3 separate regions of the Mus musculus genome follow, and regions 1 and 3 are each linked to region 2. A link is a loop called in an ENCODE intact Hi-C map of the cell type or tissue named here. Cell type or tissue: left cerebral cortex. All regions are shown on one strand.

Evidence for each region. Peaks named below come from ENCODE experiments on the same cell type or tissue, not always from the same donor. Only the 100,000 strongest peaks of a DNase experiment are listed, where the experiment ranks them.
Region 1: it touches region 2 in a loop (1.9-fold over the local background); 2 of 42 quality-filtered maps call a loop at or near these places.
Region 3: it touches region 2 in a loop (2.0-fold over the local background); 2 of 42 quality-filtered maps call a loop at or near these places.

Annotation. Positions count from the first base shown.
Region 1 is chr4:46,880,681-46,888,680 of GRCm38, reverse strand. The region is part of intron 1 of Gabbr2 (gamma-aminobutyric acid (GABA) B receptor, 2); the gene reads left to right. Gm32135 (a long non-coding RNA gene) reads right to left here and starts at 6,330. Exons shown (of 3, transcript XR_881234.3): 1 at 3,740-6,330. In left cerebral cortex, no CTCF peak of the experiment used is centred here; DNase peaks (open chromatin) are centred at 2,749, 4,301, 4,915 and 7,178; H3K27ac peaks cover 3,095 bases.
Region 2 is chr4:46,822,783-46,830,782 of GRCm38, reverse strand. All of the region lies in intron 3 of Gabbr2 (gamma-aminobutyric acid (GABA) B receptor, 2), which reads left to right. Among named protein-coding and RNA genes, the nearest start is that of Gm32208, 23 kb to the left of the region's middle. In left cerebral cortex, a CTCF peak has its summit at 4,450; DNase peaks (open chromatin) are centred at 3,165, 3,742, 4,675, 6,846 and 2 more places; H3K27ac peaks cover 6,540 bases.
Region 3 is chr4:46,740,429-46,748,428 of GRCm38, reverse strand. All of the region lies in intron 8 of Gabbr2 (gamma-aminobutyric acid (GABA) B receptor, 2), which reads left to right. Among named protein-coding and RNA genes, the nearest start is that of Tbc1d2, 94 kb to the right of the region's middle. In left cerebral cortex, no CTCF peak of the experiment used is centred here; DNase peaks (open chromatin) are centred at 1,118, 1,292, 2,671 and 3,652; H3K27ac peaks cover 3,488 bases.

The DNA of each region.
Region 1 (8,000 bases), 58 kb before region 2:
TGGGGAAGAAGCAGACGGTGTCCTAAGAGGAGAGCGAGAGCAATCAGGTAAGATAAGTCAGACCTTCAGAGCATGAAACCTGGGAGAGGGACCAGGAAGAGAAGCTTGGATGGCAGTACTGTCAGCAAAAGTCTCATACCGACCAGCAAGGCTCAAACGCTGTTCACAGGAGACCCCTGCACCAGTCAGACATGTGGGGTCCTTGTTCTATTACACTGCCTACTCCATGGTGGGGACTCCCGGGAAGAGAGCAGTCTCATCCACAAAATTAAGGAGGACTCTGAAGCCACCAAGCCTGGAGGCTGTCAGTGTGTGACTGCATGCCCTTCCATCCACTGCTCTTCCTATGACCCCATCCCAGGAGCTTGGGGTGGGGTGGGGGGTCCCTTCTTCTCAGTGCTTGGACTCTTCCTCACCCATCCCTTGGCTAACCCCAGCATGGTATACATCATGCCTTTGCTCACACTCCATGACCTAAACTCACCCTCAATATGCCAGGGAGATATGCCTGGAGACTGTGCTCTCCCTATGTGCCAGGATGGAGAGAGTAAAAACACAGATACTATGAGGCATGGGCTCAGGAATGCCACCCCTCGCTCCCGGCCACGCCTTAAGCAGATGACTGGCCTCTCTGACCCTCAGTTTCCTCATCTATAAGAATGGTTTTACTAATTGTCTTAGTCAGGGTTTGTATTCCTGCACAAAACATCATGACCAAGAAGCAAGTTGGGGAAAAAAGGGTTTATTCAGCTTACACTTCCACATTGCTGTTCATCACCAAGGAAGTCAGGACAGGAACTCACACAGGGTAGGAACTTGGAGGCAGGAGCTGATGAAGAAGCCATGGAGGGGTGCTGCTTACGGGATTGCTTCCCCTGGCTTGCTCAGCTTGCTGGCTTATAGAACTCAGGACTACCAGCCCAGGGATGGCACAACCTTACAATGGTTCCTCCCACTCTTGATCACTAATTGAGAAAATGCCTTAGAGCTGGATCTCATGGAGGCATTTCTTCAAGGGAGGGTCCTTTCTCTATGATAACTCCAGCTTGTGTCAAGTTGACACACAAATACAGTACAATAATAGGATCTGTAGGCTGGGTGTGAGGTTTAAGTGAGACCATATATAAAGCATTTAGATTAGCCTGCCACAAATAATGCTATGCAAAGGCTACCCATGATATGATTTATTATTGTTCTTCATTTCAAATGTAACACACAGGTAACCCTTTCCTGAGAGTCTGTTCCACTCAAGGGTGTGTGAGCTCACTCTTTCCTAGCCAACTCCTGGTCTCTAGTGGATGACCAGAAAGTGTATGAAGGAGTTAGTTGAAATGGCAAGTTGATACAGCTATGCTCAGCTGCCCAGAGTGCTGGCCTAACTTTAACATCACTTAGCAATGACGGTGATGAAGTCCTGCTCTTGGGTTCAGAACACCAACTGAGAAAGCCATGAAGGAGACAGAAGTGGCTGCGAAAGCACCCTGGCTATAGGAAACACCCCAGTCTTTCCACCTTTCCTGGGGCTGACTTAACTCAGTTCATAGAGCGCCTGCCTAGCATACATAGGGGTTTCGGTTAGGTCTCCGGAAAGACATAAACCAGGCATGGTGGTGCTCGTAACCCTAGTGCTGAGGAGGCAGGAGCAGGAGGGTCAGGAACGCAGGCTTATCCTTAGCTGTATATAGTTCAAAGCCAACCCCATAGGTTAAGTAAGACCCTATCTCAAAGGTGGCCACAAAGACTTTCGGTCTGTATAAAAGTAATAGGTGCTTTAAAACATAATGCAAGCAAAACAAAAAACAAAATGACAAGAAAAAAGTTAAGAAAAAGTCACCCCAAACCCTGCTATATTCAGCACCACATGATGGTTGTTCTCGACCCCTCTCTGTGCCTGTATTGTAAGTGGAAAGAAGGACATAAAGATTCGGTGTTGCTGCTTCTTCATTTGCGGGTCCAAGAAGAAGGCTGTAAAGTAGAAGGAACTGGTTGGTGTTGAGCGATTTTGCCTACACTACTGAAAAGATTTGTTTCTGGCTTTGCTCTTGGAGAGAGGCACAGAGAGGATTCTGGAAAGCAATGAGGTTAGACTCCCCGCTTTTCAACTCCAGTTTTCAGTTTTTGAAGGTATTGATTATAAAGTCCTCCTATAGCAGAGGAGGAAATTAACCGACATCCAATTCCATTCCCTTCTCTGCCTTCTCAAGTTTGCATTTCCATGGTGTCTTCCTTTCCTGTTACGTGGGTCTAGCTCTCAGCCCTCACTGCCACTGCCTATCACAGCCCCCGTCCCTCGGGTTTACGTTTTTTTCACCTATCTTTTGATTGGCTGGACTTTGTCAAGTAGTTTCTCTCTCCCCTGCCACCAAGAAAGGTGTAGTCTTTACTGACTGCGAGTCCAGTGTGACTCGGTGCCAGGCGTCGGTCTGAGCAGCCTGAGCAGAAGTCAGATGCAGGGTGGGTGATGTTTCATTCGATTTGGCAATGTGGCTGAGAGGGCTTAGAGCAAATCAATAAGAGAAAGACAAACAACCCAATAAAAATCCAGGCAAAGTCACCAGTGTGAAAGAGGAAGCCCAGACAGCCCATAAACACGTGAAAGGATGGCTTAACTTCTCTGGTGATCGGGACCACAGGAATCGAAAAGAGACGGCGGGTACCCACAAGACTGGCAAAATTGGAAGTTGACGTGGGTGTAGCTGTGAGGTGTCTCAACTACTGCTGCAAGGAGTGTTGGTGTCTCACTGAGAGAGTGGGGCATGCCCTATGAGTCAACAGTTTCATTTCCAGGTTTGTGCCATGGAGAACCCTGCCCGTGTGCCAGGAGCTGTGCGTAGAAAGTCGAGCTATCTTGCTTGGAACAGCCAAAGCCCTGGGAACAACCGGAGTGCCACAGTTAGCTTCAGCTGTGAACTTCACACAACCCAGAGTCACCTGGGAAGAGGAAACCTCAACCGAAGAATCTTCTAAATCCGATGGCCTGGAGCCAAGTCCGATGAGGCATTCTCTTAATTGCTAATTGATGGAAGAGTGCCAAGCCCTCTGTGGGCGGTACTATCCCTAGGCAGATTGGATAAGCAACCCAGTACGCTATATTCTCCATGGCCTTTTTTCAAGCTCCTGTCTTGGTTTCTCTGGATACTGATTGTAACCTGTTAGCGAAAATAAATCCTTTCCTCCCCAAATCGCATTTGGTCAGTTTTTCATCACCACAACAGAGAGACAAACTAGAACACTGCAGAGGAATTAGCAGAGAGGGTGGTATATTCAGAAGACCTTGGCCTGCCATACTGCTACAAAATGCAAAGACCCGAACTGTGTTCACTACCAGACAATGCGAAACATAATGGTGAGCCAGAAGACCCTGTTTCAGGAGTGCACAGAGCGATCCCAGTTACACGGCTAAACCTAAGGATGCAGAGTCGAGAGGAAAAGCATGGACTCAAAACTATAAAACAGGGATTGGTACACGGGAGAGTCGGGTCTGTCCTGGGTGTCCCAGGGTTTGAACTCAGGTTGTCAGGCTTTGCACACCAAGCCCCTGCTCAGCCATGTTGCTAGCCCAGGAATTTTTTTATTGAAAACGAAATTCTTCTGAAATCACATTGCCTAGGACTGAATCCTTCGAATTTATGTGACCTTGAGTAAATGATTTAACCTTTGGGCGCCTCGGCTTCCCTAACATGTAAAATGGAAATGAAAACCCGAGCTGACGTTAGTAATGCTGTAAGGCGGCACTTACCATTCTCAGTACTGAGTCTAGCACACGCGGGGTGATGGCAGCTGGTGTCCTTTTGCTCTTTGCTTTGGCCTTGGTTCAGAGTTTTAGGCAGGGTCTTGTTCTGTAGCTCAAATGTGGAGTGCTGGAATGGGAGGCCTGAGCTGTCATACCCGCAGCTAGTCCTGTTTTCTGTCAGGCAGATGGAGGTATTTGGGAGATCACTGTAGGCTCCACAGCTCCCAAACACTTGTGCTCAGAAGCCTGCCCAGGGACTTCTGACAGACAGAAGCATCCGTATAGGGTGATTAGAGGAGCCAAGGGTGATTTAGCCCGAAGGCATCTCCGAGTAACGCAGGCTGAGCTGAGGTATCTGGGGGGCTCTCCTGAGGTGGAGGACCATGCTTGTTCAATGAGGCTACAGAGCTGGGGTGAACAAAATGTGGCTCCTGGGCCATATCCAGCTGTTGCAGCTTTTAAAAATAAAGTCTGATTGGCTTGCAGCCCCCACTCCTTCATGCATTATCTGTAGCTGTTCATACTACGGTGGCTGAGATGAGTCGCTGCTCAGCCCACTGAAGACTAAGACGCTCACCATCTGGTCCTTTATGGGACTTTGGGACAGACAATGCAAAAGAAGCGGTGGTTTCAGGCCAGCTTAAGAACTTTGTCAGAAGCAGAGCTGAGATCCTGGCGCTGGAGGGACATTGGCAGATACCACACCGGCTGCTCGTGGTGGGAGAGATGAAGAGGGCTCTGAAGCCTGAAAGCAGGTTGGACACAGTTGCTTTTAATGTCTCCTTCCAGTCTAGTATTCTGTGGGGAATAATTCCCAGTTTTCAATGGGTCATTATTAACTCTGACATTTTCTTGGCATTTTTACTTTAAAAACATTTTCACTCTCAGCTTCATTTTCTTTGAAATTCTCAAGTCAGAGAAGTATTTTAATTCTTTAAAAGTGAGATTTAAATGAAAATGGAACTCATTCTGGAGTCTTACTTTTTTCATTAACAAAAAAAAAAAAAGGATTTTCATGGCCATTGGATCTATTCCCATTTATAAGTGCTGGATTTTAAGAGCCCATGTGTGCCAGTGATTTCTCTGTGACAGGTTCTCACAGGGTAGGAGAAACAGTCGGTGACAAAACAGTGTGTTGGAATGTGCAGGTGGTGATCGTTGGCGGGCCTGTGGCCGCCCTTCTAGCTGTGCATGGCAGTGTGAGTTAGGAGGAGGTGGTAGGATGACTTCCTGTGTGCCAGGCGGCCGGTGACCATGCCAACACTCAGCATGTCCTCTTGAGGTGAGCGGAGGACAGCCTAGTGAAGGACCTGCAGGGAGAGCCCCCCTTCTAGGGCTCTGAGGGCAACTTATCAAAAGTCAAATGGCTAAAAGAGACACCTTGTCGTATAACTTCTCCGAATGACTGTTTGGTCCAGTGGACAGCTCGCTGACAGCTGTCAGACAGAGGCCATGCGTAGGATATCAAACAGCTTCCAGTATTTTCCTGGTTTCAGCAGGGGCAGCCCCCCCCCCCCACCATGAGGGGGTGATACTCAAGTGCTTCGGGAATCATCTCTAAGCGCAGCCTTTAGGAAGGGAGGAAATGTGAAACACGAGCATGAAATTTACTTCCGCCTGAGCTGGAAGGACACATCTGTGAAGTGTGTCTGGGGAAGTGGCCACAAGCCCCGCCCCCTCAGGAATCACTTGGAGAAATCTCCCACGTGTCAGCGAACTGGCCATCAAGCAAATTGTTACTCAGCAGGTGACCTGTTGAGGAGCTGCTCTGGTAGGCACTCAGCAGGCTTGTCCAGGACACAGTCCTGAGGCCGCACGGGAAAGCTACTCTCTGTCAAGGACCTCTGGGGCCCTCTTTCCTAGGCTTTTAGTGCGTGACTTTGTGGAGGCCCAGTGACATATGTAACACGGGCTCGGATGCTGGTTCAGGGTGCAGGGGGAGTCCAGAGCTTATTCCACTCCAGGACAGCTCTGTGGGGTATGGAACAAATGTGGGGAGATGCTGGCTACAGGGAAAACAGGGAGCCCACTGTTGCTTCTGGATCAGTCCAGCTCTGCTGGGCCCAGCCCCCTGCTGGGGTGAGTTTGAAGCCCCAAGATAGTCCAGCTGTGGTCCGCTGGAAAGTCCACCTTTTGGGGATAACAAATGTTATCTAAGACGATTCAGAATGAGAAATTAGAATTAGGGGAGAGTGTTTAAGTAGGACAGACGAATAGCCAAGGTTGGTGGTACAAGCCTGTAACTCCAGCATGGGGGAGAATCCAGGTTGGTGCCAGCCTGGGACACATACAGAATTCCATGCGAGACTATGCTATCTAGTGAGGCTCTTACTCAAAAAGCAAGGAAGGGGGCCAACAAGATGGCTCAGTGCATAAAGGTGCTTGCCACCAAGCCGGAAGAGCTGAGTTCAATTTCCAGAACTCACATAAAGATGGAGACTAGAACTGATTCTACAAGTTGTCCTCTGACCTCTATGTATGTGCCATGACATGCTATGTCCCTCCACCTCAATGCTAATTTAAAAAAAAAATTGAAGACAAAAAACAACGGCTGGGAGGTTGCTCAGCCGGAAAAGTACCTGTTATGCAAGCCATAGGACCTGAGTTCAAATCTCCTACACCCACTTGGCATGGTGGCGTGTGTCTGTAATGATCGTGCTGGGAAGGAGAGCTGGGCAGAGACAAGTGGATCTCTGGAGCTCACTGGGCTGCCAGTCTAGATAACCGAAGAGTTCCAGGCTTAATCAGAGGCTCTATTAAAAAAAATGAGCATATCTTAATTACTTTCCTAGTTCTGATAAACATGATCAAAAGCAACTTGGGGAGGAAGGGGTTAATCTGGTTTAGGGATTACACTCTATCATCCATAGAAGCCAAAGCAGCAACTCAAGGCAAGAAGCTGGAGGCAGGAACTGAAGCAGCCCATGGAGGAATGACTGACTTGCCCCCAGGCTTACAGTCACCCACCTTCTTCACACAACTCAGGACCACCAACCCAACCCCCCCCCCATCAGTTAACAGTCTGAAAACACCCCTGCAGATGTGCCTGTGGGCAATTCCTCAATTGAACAGACAGACATCACACACACACACACACACACACACACACACACACACACACACACACAGGGAAAGGTCTGAGGGAGGAACAGATCCCTTTGGGTGCGGCTTAATAGTAGTCCCATTAGGGGAGGAAGAGGTCTTAGTCCCCAGTAGGTGAGTTCTCCTGCCTTAGGCCAAGGGCTCTGACACATTTGGAGGTCCTGGCTGGCAGCACTGTTTGAAGGAAATGGCCTGTCTTTCCAGAACACTTAGCTTTAACTTTCACTTGCCAAAATCACTAATTATAAGAAACCTCTAAACTGGGAATCCAAAAATGCCCCCCTTAATCGTGGCAAGTTGCAGGAGAGAGCCTCCCTTCTGGTCCTCGGCTTTCCCCCAGGGAGGTGGGGGTGGGGAGGGTGTAGATTACATCACCACTGCCTGTACCTGGATTCACAGAGGAAGAAGTGGACCAGGGGACAAAAGGATAAGCAGGGCACGGGAACTTTCATTTTGTCACATGAGCACATTAGAAACAAACCCTCCCCACTACCCATCATTTTATGGGAGAAAACTGCTCTGCACCGTATGTAGATCAGAAAGGATGCAGATGTATATTTGAGTCTGGTTCTTTCATTGGAGGAAAATGTATTCTGGCATTCTTGCTTTTCTCCTTCTACCTGAAAGCATTACTTTCTTGTTTTTGCCGCACCAGATCAGCAGGAACGTGGTGGTTTAAACCCTGCTTACCGGCTTCCTCACGGAGCTGTGGCAGAGCTGCAGGCACAGCGTAGCTTTGTGCCGCCTTGTGTGCCGGGCTTTCGGAGTCCTTGCTTTTATATACCTGTTTATTTTGGTTGTGCTAGGAGTTGGCCTCGGGGTCTTGCTCATGCTAAGAAAGCACTCTATGGCTCGACTAGGTCCTCAGATCTATAATTTTGTTTGGCTAGTTGGAGACAGGGCAAATTGCCCAAACAGGCTATAAATTTATGGTCTTGCTGCCTCTGCTTCCATAGTGGCTGTGACTCCAGGCTGGTGCCTAAACCAGGGCTGGCTCCCTGGAGAAGGCCTGCTTCTGTGCTAATTTGGTTTCCTGGCAGAATCCAGAGTCTTTAAAACAGATTTTAAAATTTTTTATGTATGTATGTATGTATGTATGTATGTATGTATGTATGAATGAATACCGCGCACATGCCTTGTATCTACGGAAGTCAGAACAGGGTGT
Region 2 (8,000 bases):
AGAATCAGCTTTCTATCGCTTCCTGACCTGTGCCTGTTGCCTGCATCAGTTCTTTCCCATCACCCAAATTCCACCCCCCCCATTCCCCACGCTCATATCTTACTGCACTTACATACATGTGCACACAGAAGGGAGGCTACATGTTTTTGTTTTTCTGAGAGTGTATGACCTTGCTTAATAGACATTCTAAGCTTTTCCATTTTCCTGAACATGTTGTGATTTCATTTTTTAGAGATGAATAGTATCCCATTGTATATTTTCACTCTCCATTTATGCATTCTTTCATATATATTATTTATTTTCCCCATGCTATTTATTAAGTATGTATTTTATTATCCATCAGTTTTCCTGTCTGCTGATGGACAACTAAACTAATTCCATTTCCTTGCTGTAGTGAATACAGTGACAATAAGCATGATTGGTAAACTTGTGTGATATTCATGTGCTTTTCCTAAAACACAACGGCAGCTTTTGTTTGAAGACTTTGGTCTTCCTAGTATGAAAGTTTTCTTCCATTAGATCTTTCATTGTTTCTCTTTTGCTCTAAGACCTTGCAGGGTTGATATTCAATGTCAGCCTGGGCAGATTCAGAGCCACCTAAGGTGCATGCTTCTTAGCATCCTGAGACGTTGAATTGAGGAGGGTGGTCCCGTGGAAACATGGCTGGGTCCAGTCCATAAACTGTGCCCCTGAACTGAATAAAAAGGAGGAAGCCAGCTAAGCAACAGGCTATCAGCACTGGTCACTGCTTCCTGACTGCAGACCAGCTGCCTTCCCTGCCACATGAACTGAATTCCTGTATTCCCTTCCTCCCTCCTTCCCTCCCTCCCTTCCTCCTTCCTTCCCTCCCTCCTCCTTCCTTCCTTCCTTCCTTAAGTTGCTTTTGTCAAGTATTGTCATAGTTACAGAAAAAAAATCACCAACACTCGCCCTGGCAGCTGCTCTTTGCTACTTTGTGGCTTCCTCTTTTTCTTACCCTTTATCCCTATGAGTGCTCCTCCCTTTGTTACTTTGTGACTTCTTTTTCCCATCCTTTATCTCCGCCCATCCCCCCTTTATGCTCTATCACTATATAGGAGAGAGAGAGAGAGAGAGAGAGAGAGAGAGAGAGAATGAATCACTAAATAATTTCCTTCTTTTTTCTTCTTTGAGCACAACTAACAAATCACAACCAACGCCCCTGAATGACCAACAACCACCCACACCGCCTATGAGGCTCTAACATTTATACACCCCCTGAAAAGTTTCCAGAATTCCAGATGTCCCAAAGCCGCAGAAACTATCCGCAGCTGGCAACACCCCCACTATGCTACAGCACGAGGCAAATCATAGTCAGTTGCTGAAGACAGTCTGAAGCAGCCCCATATCCGCACACCTGAGGTTAAAATGAAACCACATTCTTATATGTCAGTGTTTTTAAGAAACCAAATTCCAGAATTCACACTTACACCGCCCCCTTGGGAGCCCCTAGTTCCAGAATGAGTCTCTGTTGTTCCTCTCTGCTGCTCTTCTCACTCTGGCATCCCAATCTCCACCCTCACTGATGTCCAGGAGACGTTACCTCCCAGAGATCTCAGGTTATCTTGCACACAGCTGTCAGTGCTCTGTAACTAAGGTTTGCTTCTGGCTGCCTCTAATGTGTCTTTAACTCTCAGATTCAGTAATTTAATTCATCTCCTGCCGTCATTTTCTCAGCTCTGCTGGGGTCCTTTGAATTTCAGTTTCTTTCACTGTATCATTTCCAGCATTTTAGAGTTCTGGTTTGCTTTCATCTGTGAAGCACAGAACTGATGTGACAGTTTCCTTTTACTTCCGGTAGCAAATCTGTTCGTTGATGAAGCCCTTCCTCTGCTCATGTTCACTGTCTGTTTTTACGGCTCATGGCTTCCGAATCCTCCCTGACCTGGGACGCCCTGGCATCCATGAACTTTCCGTGGGTCTCCATGGTTTTAGCTGCCTCTGCTGAACTTTCACTTGAGTCTAAGACAAAACTCAAAGCCAGGGACAGAGAGCTGAGGGCCAAGGAGTCACATGGTGCTGAACTGTCTCAGCTACTCATGGTTTCTCCTTGTAGGTGGGAAACAGCTGCTCCAGATGTTCAGGGTCACTCTTGGCCTCTGCCCTTGCTCTTTTGCCTGTGGTGTCTGGCATGACACCGTGGAGAAACTAGATTTGGACAGCTCTGCTTGCTTGTTATTGGACAGCATAGCCAAACCATTGCTGAAGGCAGGTGGGCCATGTGATGAGAAGGGGGCTCCTCCAAGTGGGTCCGTACCCCCTGCCGCAGCCCAGCGTCTTTCTTCCTGAGCAGCACCCTGCTGTGGCCCAGCCTGTCCTCTGGTGCCTAGCTGCACATGGTAGGCTATGTGGTCAGTGACTGCCCCCAGCCCCAGTACACTCTCCCTCCCCACAGCACAGTGCCCCCTGCTCAGGAAGCAGGGCTGTGAGTCAGCCTTCAATCTGGTTTCCTTGGCATCGTACCTCTCTGAAATTCCTCAAAATTGCTGGCATGTTGATGCTTCTCGCTCCTCTTTTTCCAACACTGAAGCAGATTCTCCTATTTTTGTAACTACCTTGCAGGGTCCTTTCTGTCACTTGCAGAAGGGGGTAGCTTAGGTGGGAGGTGGACATCTGTGCTCAGCTATCCTGTCTTCCATCGTTAAAACGGCCTCTCGCTTTGCACAGTGGTGTTCAGGCAGATGAGACGTCTTAGGCGACTCCTGTTCCGTGGCCCTCTTTTAATGTCTTGCCCTATGCTGGCCCTCATCACATCATCTGGCTTTATAATTTAGCCTTTTGTTTTGTTTTGTTTTGTTGTTGTTTTTCTGGGCATGTCCCCTCTCCCTCTCAAATCCCAAGTTAGCATCCCCTCTGAGGAGTGATTCTTCCGCCAAACATGGCTGCCAGGCTCTGGCAACCTGATCCATATCCAGGCCTCCAGTGATATTGATGGAGCTTCCCACATCCTCCCTGCCCTGCCAAGGTCACGACCTTCGTGTGGAAACAGCAGAAGCTGCTCCCGGCCTCCTGGTCCCCATGTGTCCCTCTCAGCAGCAGTGTGTTTCACTGGAGAGCCGTTTCGGATCCTTCTGGCATATCCTGGCCTTGCTTGTGAATCAGCAGTAAGGCAGCAGGCGGTGGAGGGGTGGGGTGCAGAGGCGCCCCAGGTTGGCTTGGCGGCCTGCCCCAGAACCCAGCATATCACACAATTTGCTGTGCCCAGCCTGTGAACAGCTGCCTCTGGCCCTCTCTGGGGAGTTACCAAGCTGCCACAGCTGCTCCTTCCCGGGAGTAGTGAAAAGATCTCTCCCACCAGAGGCTTCTGCGCATCCCTTTGGGGTTTCACAGGGTGCAGGTTAGCTTGTTCCTGCAGAGAGACCACACCTCTTGGGTTTAGGTCAATGGCATTACTGTGGCTTGCCCTGCAGTAACTGAACCCGAAGTTATCTGTCTTATCCTCTCTTTGATCATATCCCTGATAGTGACCACTGCCCCTCACACCTGGCGCGAATGATCTTACTTTTAAATTTACAACCCACCTGGGGTAAGCCGTGGAGGTACCTTTTTTTTTTTTTAAAGAAGAATTCTCTTGTTCACCTGGAGTGGCCAGGACAGAGGGCTACAACAAGTAGAACCATGGGACTCCAGGTCTGTGTGGTTCCCTCTCCCTCACAGCCTGCAGTGAGCACAGAACCACGGGCTCTAGGGCAGGCTCTGCCAGCCATGACTGGCATCTGCGAGTCCAGCTCCTGGTCTAGAAAAAGTGATTAGCACACAGCCGCACTCACTGCTTCTTGTGTTGCCTACGGCTTCTCTTGTAATACAACAGCAGAACTTAGTTGGGACAGAGCCCAGAAGGCCTGTGAAAACTAAATATTTATGCTCTGGCCCCTTGCAGAGGAACCTGGCTTTCTCTTGCTATTGTGGACCATAGGAAGAAATCAGACTAAAGTTAGGTCCTGAGTTCAGTGTTTTCTAGCTGTGTGATCTTGGGTGGCTGTCTTGACCTCTCTGTGTCTTATTATACTTACCCACACATTGCTTATAACTATGCCTTTAAGTCTACACCAGTGGCCTGAAGTAATGTCCTGGCATGAGTGAGGGACTAGAGGGATGGGGGCACTAAAGGCACTGGTCCTAAACACCCTCAGGTCCTAAAGCTGCCCATATTTCTAGGACATCTTATGGCTGCTTGCCACCTGGGCTTCCCCTGTGGCACGCCTGTGCAGTTCATCAGTCTGCAGGGAGAGTTCATTAGGTTGAGTCTGTGACCGGGAACCCCACCGCCATTTCCTTTTCCATCTATCCTAGGTGGTCTGCCTTCTCCACTCTCTCTTCTGCCTCCCTCTGGACTGCTCTGGAGTTTCTACTTAGGCCCTCCTCTAATCACCCGGACAAAGGTGACATAGACTCCTCTCTAGACTCCCCTTTGGACACCAGGCACTCAGTGACACATCACAGGCAGCAGGTGTCCTCATTCAACCATGCGGATGGCTCACTGATGCAGGCTATAGTTCTGAGACCTTCCAGGGAGGTGCGAGGCCTCCAGACCCTCTGTACACAGCCCAAGGTGGATGGGTGGGTGAATAAGCCACAATATATGGTCCTGCCTTTCAGATCTGCATCCCAAATGGAAAATTCCACTTGGGCCTTGCAGAATAGATATGACTCCCAGTTTCTAGTGAAGTTGTACTGTCCAAACTGCTGAGCTCAGCACATTCCAGGCCCTGCAGCCTGCTCAGCACTCGGGGCGGTGTCCACCCAAGACGCACACTCAGCACCTGCACAGGATGAGGCCGGCTCCAGGCTCTAGGCCAGGGCATAGACAGGTTGTCATTCCTAACCTTGAAGGAGCTGAGACAGCTCAGCTTCTCTATCCAGGAGTAGTGGGGAGCTGCGTATGAGGGGACTTCCTGGTTACAGAACCAAGTAGCCAAGCAGCAAGGAGGGCACCCGAGGGCCAGAGCTGAGCCTGGAGGCCCCAGAGGACGTCATGGGAAGGAGCTGTTTACATGGGGCTCTCGTGGCCTGCGCCCATATGATGTAAAAGAACTGTATGGTTCATGACAAGATGCGAGCCTAGGCATCAGGCTATCCTTAGGAGACCTGTACCTGCAAAGGGAGAGTTCTACAGTGTAGGGCCCTGAAGGAGACGTGGCATGTTGGGAGGAATCAGAAGAAAGCAAACTTCACACAAGTATTTTGGGCAAGGCTTGGGGAATCAATTGGGCTAATGAGACCCCCAAGGACGAGCAATGGTGGGAGTCAGAACCACCACCAGGTGCTCTTGAGGGCAACTGGAGGAGCCAAGCTGGACAGGGCTGGGATCCAAACAAGGAAAGAGGAGCCAAGCAGAAAGATCCTTAACTTTTAACTCTTCCTCTTCCTTGCCCTCAGACTCCTGCTGGGGCCTCTCTTAGGCCTTCTGGTGCCTGATGGGCTCCTGTTACCCTCCGACCCCTGCTGAGACCTCTCATTAGCCCTCCAGTGCCTGCTGAGACCTACCATTGGCCTTTTTACATCTGCTGATATCCTGGCCCTCTGATACCTTCTGGGGTCCTTTTGGCCCTCTGCTTCCTGCTGGGCTCCTATTGGCTTTCTGAATCCTGTTGGCCTCCTATTGGTCCTTAGACCCCTGCTGGCTCCTATTGGCTCTCTGACTCCTGCTGGGCCACCCATTAGCCCTTACACTCCCGGCTTCCATTGTTTTTTTGATGCCACTTGAGACCCCCCATCAGCCTAACCTAACTGGGAGTCTCAGAACAAGTCAGATCAAGAGGTGCCACTCATTAAAGTCAAATTCCAGAGAGGGCAGGGCAGGACAAGCTGGAGGGTGTGAGTGGGGACAAGTGTTGGATTTCAGCAAGATACAGCCCGGTAAGGGTCCTGGACATAGGGGCTTCCATGTTCTTTTCTGCAAATCAAGCCACGCAGGCTAAACCAGTCACTGGGTGTGCTGCCTTGGAGAAAGGATATGAGATCCTATGAGGCCGACCATTTTAGTCTTAGGTGAATCATAGCAGAGAGGGGAATGGGAGCCTTCCTATAGAAGGTTCTAGATATGATGTCCATGGCAGTGCCTAGGAAGGGTGGAGATTAAACTGGAAAGTCAGACTGGGACACCCTAAAAGGGTAACTGCAGATTTGTAAGAATGGGAGGAGGGCACTCAAACTTAAGGAACTATCTTATAGAGAAGAGGGCAGGACCTTGGCAGAGTTTAAAGGGGGAGAGGAAGCTGCCACCGGAGGAACTGGGACATCAGAGGGGTAGACGCCACAGGAGGAGCTGAGGGTCTCCACAGGAAGTAACTGCACTGCTCCCACGCGACTGTCCAGAGTTCTCCCTCTCGGCCTTCAGTCCCCAGCACTCAAGTATGAATGGGCTTGATGCCCCCCGGGTGTCCCTCCCATAACTCACTCACTCCTCATAGGCTTCCTGTGGGCCTTGACACACAGGATGTATCCACGCAGAGGATGTGATCTGAGGGACCCGAGGGCTTGTGTGGAAAGGAACGTGGGCCCACCCTGCCAGGGTCAGCTGTTTACAACCCAGCTCCAAGCCCAAGACCCCACCAAGCAACTCTGGAGTCCAACACGCTTTGGCCCATTCTCCCATCTGTGTTCTTGTTCTTCATAATAGAGAACAGACAGACAGGGACAGACAGACAGACCTGGGACAGGCAGGGGTGTCGTGACGGAGAGAAAAAGCAGGTTCCTTTCAGGCAGCCCAGATCGGGGTGTGAGTGATGCACGACACAGCTGCATCTGCTCTCTCACGAGGCTGCACACAGAGAATCTAACGCGCACGTCTACGTGGAGTGCTATCCTCTGGCTATCACATGACCATCGTCCTCTTGAACTCTCAGCATGTGTGATTAACCACAGGACACCTACACAAAAGTGGGCCCCATCTCTGTCTCACTGTGTGGGAGGTGGGGATGTGGGACGCATGGAGATGCATAAGCGGTCAGTGGCTGCGAGACTGAGACGTCTGCTTCAGAGGAACTTGTGTGCTGCTCTGGTTCCCATAAACTCTGATTAAAAGTCATTGTAGGGCTGGAGAGATGGCTTAGTGGGTAAGTGATTGACACCCCTTAGAGTCCCAGCACTGGGGTATGGAGACAGGAGAATCTCAGGCCAGCCACTCTAGTCAGTTGATATACCCTAGTTCAATAAAAGACTAAGAAAACGAAGTGGAGAGTGACTGGGGAAGGTGTCTGATGTCATATGAATACACACAAAGACATACATGAACACACACATACACACACACACACACACACACACACACACACACACACACACACACCTCTAAATGAACAAGATTCTTGACCCACCAGGCTCCGTTCCAGTGGGACAGTTCTTTGGTCTTTGTTGCTGTCCTCTCTGGGGTAAGCAGACATGTGTTCATTATCCAGAAAAAGTCCACAGTGTGCATTAGGGCTCTCTAGAAGAATAAACCCAATAGAATGAGCTTAATACACAGGGGTTATTAGATTGGCCTACACCGCGCATGGTGGGTAGTCGAGCAATGGTTGTCTTGTGTACTGGAGAGGCTGAGAACTTGTTAGATGCTCAGTCCACAGACTGGATGCCTCGGCAATCACAATGCAGGCCTGGAGGTCGCTGCAGAGCTGCTGTCCTCAGACTGCATAGGAAGGCTAAAGAAGCTGAGTCTGGATGTCTTTGGAGGATGGTGGCAGCAACAGCAGCAGCGGCGGCAACAGTAAAGCAGATGCACAGGTCAGCATGGAGCAAAGGCACACAGATGAAGCAGCACCACTTTTCCTTTGGTCCTCTTTACACCTGGGCCCCTTGGGAAAGGCTCTGCCCACCTCGGAGAGGGTCTTTCCATCTCAACGAATCCTTCAAGGAAACAAACCCACACAGATCCCATCAAGTTCACAGCCAAGGTGAACCACCACATCCTGCATCTTCACTTATACTTGTCCCTACATTTTTTCATGCAGGCTCAACTCCAGCTACACAGTATAAAGCAC
Region 3 (8,000 bases), 82 kb after region 2:
TGAGGCAAGCTCTTCAGATCCATTTGAGCGGACCCCACCAGGCACCGGATCAATCTAGAGAGGTGCATCTCCGGCTGCCCCCTCCTAGTGGGAGCGTGTCGTTTATTCATTCATCCTACCTTGGCGGGTAATTGAAACACACGTCAGCTCCCTGGCAGGCACAAAAGGTGTTATCATAGGCAAATGTAATTATTTTCCCATTTGTTGAGTCTTCTTTATTGGCTGAGCAAAGTAAGCATCCTAGCAAATATGCTTGTTCTTCGAACGATACCAACTAAATCCTTTTGTCATGTTCTAAGTTCTCAAATTATATCACCTGGAGCAGAGTGCTTTGTAAAATATGGATTACTTGATCGCAGGGTGCCTGCTGTCTTTATTACCCGGCTCTTTTTCATATGTTAAGTTTAGACATCAACTCTAGCAACTGCGGGTTTAGCATCGCCAAACTCACAGGTCAGCCCGAGCCAACATAAGCCAACATAAGTCAGGTTTGTGATCCTGCCCACATCAAGTCAGGCAGCAGGTGCGGGACCAGTAGGTTAATGCTTCCATTGCTGGGATCAACCCAGAGCCATGATAATGCATAGGTGCAAATAGCCAGCATCCTTCACTCTGGAAGAAATACCTCCAAAGAATGCTGATTTGTATCCCCGGAGGCCATACCCTCCTCGGCTGCCCACATAGACACCTACTGTCCATTCATGTCCCTGTACTGGCCCTGGTCCCTCCCTACCCCAAAGGCCATGCCCCCATCACTAGATCCTAGGACCTCCTGCACATAGCTTATGTGTATCTGCCCTTCTCTGGTGGGCCGTAAGCTCCGCACCCTGGATGGCAGGTGGAGGCAGGGGCAGCCTTGCCGCCCATCCTGGTCATGCCCAGTTCCAAGTCTACCTGTTCCCTGCTCCTCCCCCATCCACTCTGCCGTCTCCTGAGCCCTGTGTGGATGGAGATGAATATTGGAGGAGTAACTTCTTCTTCCCCTTTAAGGGAAAAAAAGATTCCCTGTGACTGCCTCTTCTAAACAGCACTGGGAATCTGTAGCGGGGAGGAAGCCGAGCAGAGCGTGCATGATTAGGCCTTGTTTGGCGCTCTCATAGAAAGCCCAGCATCTGCTCCAGGCAGCCTGCCTTCATTAGGCCTGTTTGTGAGGCTGACTGATAGTGGCTTCCTTGAGATATAAAGGACAGCCTCGGGGCTGGTGTCTGCACACCTGATCTGAAGGGACCGGGGTCTTGCAGGCTTTTAATGCCATAATTGTCATTCAGATTGTACCTCCCGAGGTGGAGGCTCCGCCTCTCCATGCATAGCCTCATCACCCCCACGGAACAGATGCTGAACCGGTTTCTCCCTTCATCTGCCTGCTGCTTTGCTGAGCCCTCCAGGGAAGCACAAGTTGAGTAAGATACAGTGCCTGGCCCTGGGGACTTCACAATCTCTCTGGCCAAATGTCAGAGCCATAACAGCGGGAAGACACTTCCCAGAACCTACTAGGGAACTTTTAGGACAGTTTGGCCCTGATTAGAGAGACTCCTGAGGCTGATTTTTAAATGTCCTTTCCTGTTTCCTGACACACTGCAGCGCCCTCCATGAGCCAGGGTCTGAAAGGCTGGCTCAGTGGACTCAAACACTGGCTTTTTAAGACTAGAGATGGAGTCCCCAGAACTTTAGCGCACTGTAGCAGGGCTATGGGTCAGCAGGCACAGAATGACACTGATGAAGGTGGGCTTGTTGGGACCAGGGTGTTGTTCCCAGCCTGAAGACCTGCTAGCCCTCGCCATCCACCATCCAGGGGGAATGCCCTCAAGTAAGGAGGCCCAGAAGACAGAATTACTTAGTAGACATTGTACTCCATAGAGTAGCAGACTCTGTGTTACAGAAGCCCTGACTCTCCAGGCCTCTGCTTGAATGCCTCCAGCGATGAGGAGCTCACCCCCCCTCATGTGAAAAGTATCAGTACTTGCCAGGCAGAGTAGCTTAATCACTCTGAAATTTCATTTTAGAGCTCTCTCTCTCTCTCTCTCTCTCATATATATATATATATATATATATATATATATATATATATATATACATATATATAGTGTTATGAAGGATAACCTTGCCCCTTGCTTTGAAAGTGACTGAGTATTCAGGGCATGATAGTGTCGAGTGTCTTGCTCAGTGACTGGCATAGAGAAGGGCCATGTCAGCTGGTGGTACCTTCTCCCCTAGCCATTCTCTACAATGACCGGAAGTGTGGCTGGCCTTGCCTCACACTCCTCATTTGACAGGATATTGATGCCACTGTCTCAAGGAAAGACCTTTTGGCTTGCTCATCCCCTATTCCCCTCACTTATCCCCTCACCCAATGAATGAGCCACATGCTCATTGCTCAGCAGGAATATTGGGTTTATGATTGAGCCACATGCTCATTGCTTAGCGGGAATGTTGTGTTTATGATTGAGCCACAAGCTCATTGCTTAGCGCGAATGTTGGGTTTCTATGTCCTCCCCAAGTGTGGGTTGGCATTTTGCGTGCGTATACCTTGGAGCTGCCTCTGCGGCACTGGATCGGATGGCTTTTTGGTTTTCCCTGCCTTGGTGGTTGCTGTTGTTTTACACTTAGCGTGCTACGTTTTGGACATGTCTCTTGCTTCATTGCTGGGAGATCATCTTGGCCAGAGTTTCTCCCTTCTGTCTCCATGGATACATCCATCCCACGGTTGCTCCCCAGTGACAGGCACAGCTTGTCTCAAACCCTGTCTCCTCATGAATAACAAGGCCCTTATACCCATGTCCTTGTGGGTTCCACTGGGGCCTCTGCAGGCTGTTGGGCTGGGAAGGGCGTGCACATTAAGCCTGTGGACCCTGCCACATTTCTCTTCCCAGGGACTGCATTGCTTCCACTCCCCCTAGTCAGGGATGCCGAGGTCCCTCCCTCCCACCTGTGGTATTCCCTGATATCTCTCTCCATCCCTCCTTCCCTCCCCATATACCCCCTACCCTTCTTCTCTTCCTCTCTCTCCCCCTTTTTCCCTCTCCTCTTCCTCGTCACCTGCAGTCTAAAAGAATAAACTAAGTCATGCTGTGGCTTGAGCCATTTGTTAACTGATAGTTCTGACCCTCTGGCCAGTTTGATTTTGAGGTCACCATTTCCCAGTTATGTGCAAGTCGCTAATGCTCTTACATATTGAACCTGTATGTACGTTTTGAAGCCTTACACTTCAAAGGTGTCTCCCAGTCTGCCTCTACTCTGTAAACTTTTAGTCCCATAGAGCAGAGCTTTTCAGTTCGGATATGCGTTAACTCCCCGCTGCCCCACGTAAGGGTTCTCTGATGTGTGTTTCTCAGGCTTTTGGACAGCTCGGTCTTGTTTTCTTTTGCATTGTTTTTGCTTCTGACACAATCTCCACAGCTCAGGCTCTTGGAAACTCACTCTGCAGCCTGGCCTTTAGCCCACATCAAACTTGTGGTCCTCCCGGCTCCACCTCCTAAATTCTGGGATTGCAGGGATTCAACACTCTAGCAGGCCAATAAGTTAACTTTAACACATAAGGTTGTTCCCTTCAAACCAGAGTCAAGGAAGGATGGGTATTTGGGGGATGAGACAGAGCCCATGTCACATACAGACCAGGGAGCCAGCAAGAGCAGAAGGCTGGCAATATCATTCCCAGATAAAACCTTGGCCCAACTGTCTCCTGGACATTCTTGGGCCCACAGCCAGGGAATATTTTCAGACTGGACATTTTTTCAGCGTACAAATTGTCACCATTGGATCTATTTTTCTCTAGGTACCCAAATGCAAAGTTTTTTGGGGGGGGGGGGGGAAATGTGCCTTTTAAAGAGAGAAAGGGAAAACTAGGATTATTCTGTGAAAATGGGACTCTGAGTTCCATAATATTTTTAGCCTCTGAGAACCAGAAATTGTCCACATTGAAAATCTGTTGTGGCCAGTGGAAATCCACTCCATCTCCATGTTAGGGTCAGCTTGGGAAGCTTGTAGAAATAACGAGCCCTCAGGACCCTCCTCTTAACCTCTGGGGTTCTAAGATGGATCAGCCGGTACCCAGGCATCTGAAATGTTCCAGTAGTCTCAGGTCTCTAAATCCCCACCAAGGCTGAGAACCAATAGAGCCACTCAAAGCAGCTGGAGAAAGAAAGGCCCAGAGAAGGGGAAAGTCACTCCAAGACCTGATCCACAGCAGAGCCTGGGGACAAGGCAGCAGCTGGTGACAGCTATTATGATGGCCTCTACTCCCTCGGGGACAGTCTTCCTTTCAGGCTGTATACAGATGCCCTGGTCCATGCGCTATAGTTTATAAGGCCCAGAGTGGATTCATAGAATTACCACATGATTTTAGAGTGGAGACACAGGTTTAAAACTTGGAAGCACTGGGCCAGCAAGATGGCTCAGGGGGTAAAATCACTCAGTGGCCATTACTGCACTGACAACCTGAATTTGGTCCCCAAAACCCATTGTGGAAGGAAAGAACCTACTCCTAACAACAACTGTACACACACACACACACACACACACACACACACACACACACACGAGAGAGAGAGAGAGAGAGAGAGAGAGAGAGAGAGAGAGAAGCAGAGACAGAAACAGAGACAGATGCATCTGTGCACTAATAATAACAGATAAAAGATTTTAAAAGAAGTGCTGGCTACACGTCAGGCTGTTAACCTGGTCAGGAAGGCCAGAAGAACAGAACGGAGCATGCGCCTTGTACATACCTGTAATCCCAGCTGCTAGACAGCCTGAACCAGGGGGGCCACAAATTCCAGGCCAGCCTGGGAAAGTTATAAGTTTGAAAGCCAGCCTTGTGATCTAGTGGGACTGTGTTAATACAATACAATACAATACAATACAATACAATACAATACAATACAATACAATACAATACAATACAATACAATACAAACTTGGTTGGGGAAGTAGAGGCAAGGGAGAGCTACCATGAAAAGTGGAGACATCCATTGAAGTAAGAGAGTACTCGGACTGTCTAAGGACAGAGCAAGAGGCCCACTCTCTTCTTCTCTATCATTTGCCGTTAGTTAAGTCACTAGAGAGACTCTCACGATATGTGCTGCTCACAGCAACTCTGAAAGCTCACAGTTGTGATTTTAAAATAAAAATTATTTATTTGTTTGTTTGTTTGTTTGTTTATTTTTAATTTATTTGCCATTCTGGAGATCAAATCCAGATCCTTTCACATGCTTAGCAAGGCTGTATCTACCACTACACTGTATCTTCAAACCTTGGAGCCCCTGCTGCTGCTGCTGCTGCTGCTGCTGCTGCTGGTGGGACAGGCTCTTATGTAGTAGAGGCCCCAAACTTGCAAGTCTCTCACCTCAGCATCCCTAGTTCTGAGACAGCAGGCACACACCATCACTTCAGAGTCTACTGTATGTTTTACACCTTTGTGACTCCAGCTCCCAACACAAAGTCTGGCCCACTGCAGGTGCCTGACAATATTAGTTGAGTGAATGAAGGCTGTGATGCAACCCAGGGACTTAGTGTAACATCTCTGTGAAATCAAAGGTGTCCCAAACTGCCTGTGTGAATGGTGTAGGAATAACTTTGACTTTGTACTGCCTATGGAAAAATATCGATGGTTTGGTCCCCTGAGCTGGCCTCAGTATGCAAATTAGTACTCAGGAAACAGAGGCAGATGATAGGCTGCTGTGCTCAGCTTGAGCAGGAGAAGTGCCCTGAAGCAAGAGCAGGGTGGCCCTGTCAGGTGCTCCTTGGCCACTGTCCCCACACGATTTTAAGCCCTTCCATTGTCTGCCTGAGGCCTCTCTCTCCTCCTTGGACAGGGGAGTTAGGTCATGGTTTCTGAGCACTAAATGCAGAAACTAGCTAGCTCCTGGAGCCTCTGAGTATTATCTCCTGGGAGAAATTATGGTGATTATGTTCTTTGTGGGAAGTTGAATATTATTTCAGTACCATGAGACAGTGCATAGAGCGGGGTGTGTGAGTCTGAGGGGCCGGCTGTGTGGCTCTGGGCACCATGGAGTCCCTGTGGCGCCACTTCCTGGATCCTGATGATTTGTTCCTATCGGCCTGCATATTTCATGTGCTGCCTCCCTGAGCTGAATAAATATGTCAGGACCTCCTCCTCCTCCTCCTCCTCCTCCTCCTCCTCCTCCTCCTCCTCCTCCTCGTCTTCCTCCTCCTCCTCCCCCTCCCCCTCCCCCTTCCCCTCCTCCTCCTCTTCTTCTTCCTCCTCCTTCTTCTCTTCTTCCTCCTCTTCTTCCTCCTTGTCCTCCTAGAGATAGGAGCTGATTGGGAAGCCTGTGAGGCTGGGGACTTCAAAATGTGAGAGCAGAGATGCTGGAGGCTCCCGACTGAGTGTGTTAATGTGACATCTAAGACCTGGGTAACCCAAGCAAGCAGCAGCCACCTGCATAGCGTGCCCTGCCCACACCCATGACTTCTATAGTCCCCTTTCCCTGAAGTCTAGGAAGCAGGCAGAAGTACAGCTTAAGAGACTCCCTAGTCTGCTTACAAGGGATGAGCAGGGCTGCTATACCTCTGCAAACTCAGTCCAGTCCGGAGCCCAGACTGTCTCCCCGGGGCCTACCTTGGGTTTCCTTATAAGCTCTGGACCCTTGGCTAGCTGGAGGCTCTGGGGACCTACAAGCACTTTGGTAGACCTTGGAGCAGTAAGACATGCTTCTCTGGTGGTGAGTCACAGAAGTAGCCACTCTACATGGAGCTATCACTCAGGGATCCCATCAAGGGATCCCTGTGGGCCATGAGAAAAGTCCAGGGTTGGAACTGAGCTCTGCTCCTAGTGCTGCTGGAGCCTTCGGCAAAGCAATGGTCAACTCCAGACTTGGTTTAATTGTCAGTGGAATAGCACTAAGAGCCCTTTACACACCCACACACTGACCTAGCCACTGTTGGTCATTTTCTTTTACTGTAGTAAAATACCTGGGGCCAGTAATTCCCCAATGAAAAGAGGCCTCCTTGGCACACCGTGCAGCAGGTGACCATTCCTTCAACTCACTCTCACAGGAAGAAACCACACCCTTTAGAATGTCCTTTCATTAGAAAGGGACACCAATGACCTAAATGCCTCCTACCACCTCAACGCTGCCACACAGGAACCGAGCTTCTAGTGCACAAACCTCTAGCGATAGACTCAAACTTGCGATAGACTCAAACTGTATCAAACCACAAGACCTGCCGCAGGACTCTGAAATACCTCTAGTACCTGCCTGCCTTCCCCCATCCTTGCAAGGCCTGCTCTGCCTGGTGGCTCCACTCTGTACACCCATATACCCAGCTACCTGCCCCTTTTGTGTGACCTCACCTCTGCTCACCTGCATCTGCCAGACATGAAATCCACAGCCCTAACTGAAGGGACTGCTTGAATGAGTCTCTCAGTGGCATGGGAGATCTCTGCCCAGCTCCATGGTCACATTGTCGCTTTCCCAGGATGCTCTGATGCGTCCACTGGTGGCATCTGGCATCTCTTCCCCAGTTCCCTTGCTCTCCACCTGTTGCTAGAGGTAGATGTTCCCCAATGCTTCATGGTGGGCTTTTCCTAGGGTCTCATATCTATCCGCCAGGATGAGACTCTCCTCGGCTTCCATGTAGATGGCCCTGTCTCACCTTTGACCTGGGCTTTAGACTTCATCTAGGTGATCCCAGCCTCAAGACATCTCTCCAGCATGTGACCCCCTCCCTGCACTCCATACTCATAAACCAGCAGCCTAAGGCCCTTGTCATCCATACCAGAATCCTGGGTGACTGTCTCATCCCCACACGCCTCCTATTCACTCCTATTTACCACCTAGTGCCCTGTGTTACTTGGGAAAAGGACATCTTCTTGCCGCCTTCCTAAGCCAGTCATCGCCATCTTTAGTCCTGACAACAGCAAAGACAGTGAACTAAAGCCAAGAAGCAGTGAGGGAGAGGAGAAAGGCATACAGAATTCACCAATGAAGCAGGAGACCACAGGCATACAGAGAAATAAGGGCTTGGTATGACACAACAGAGCA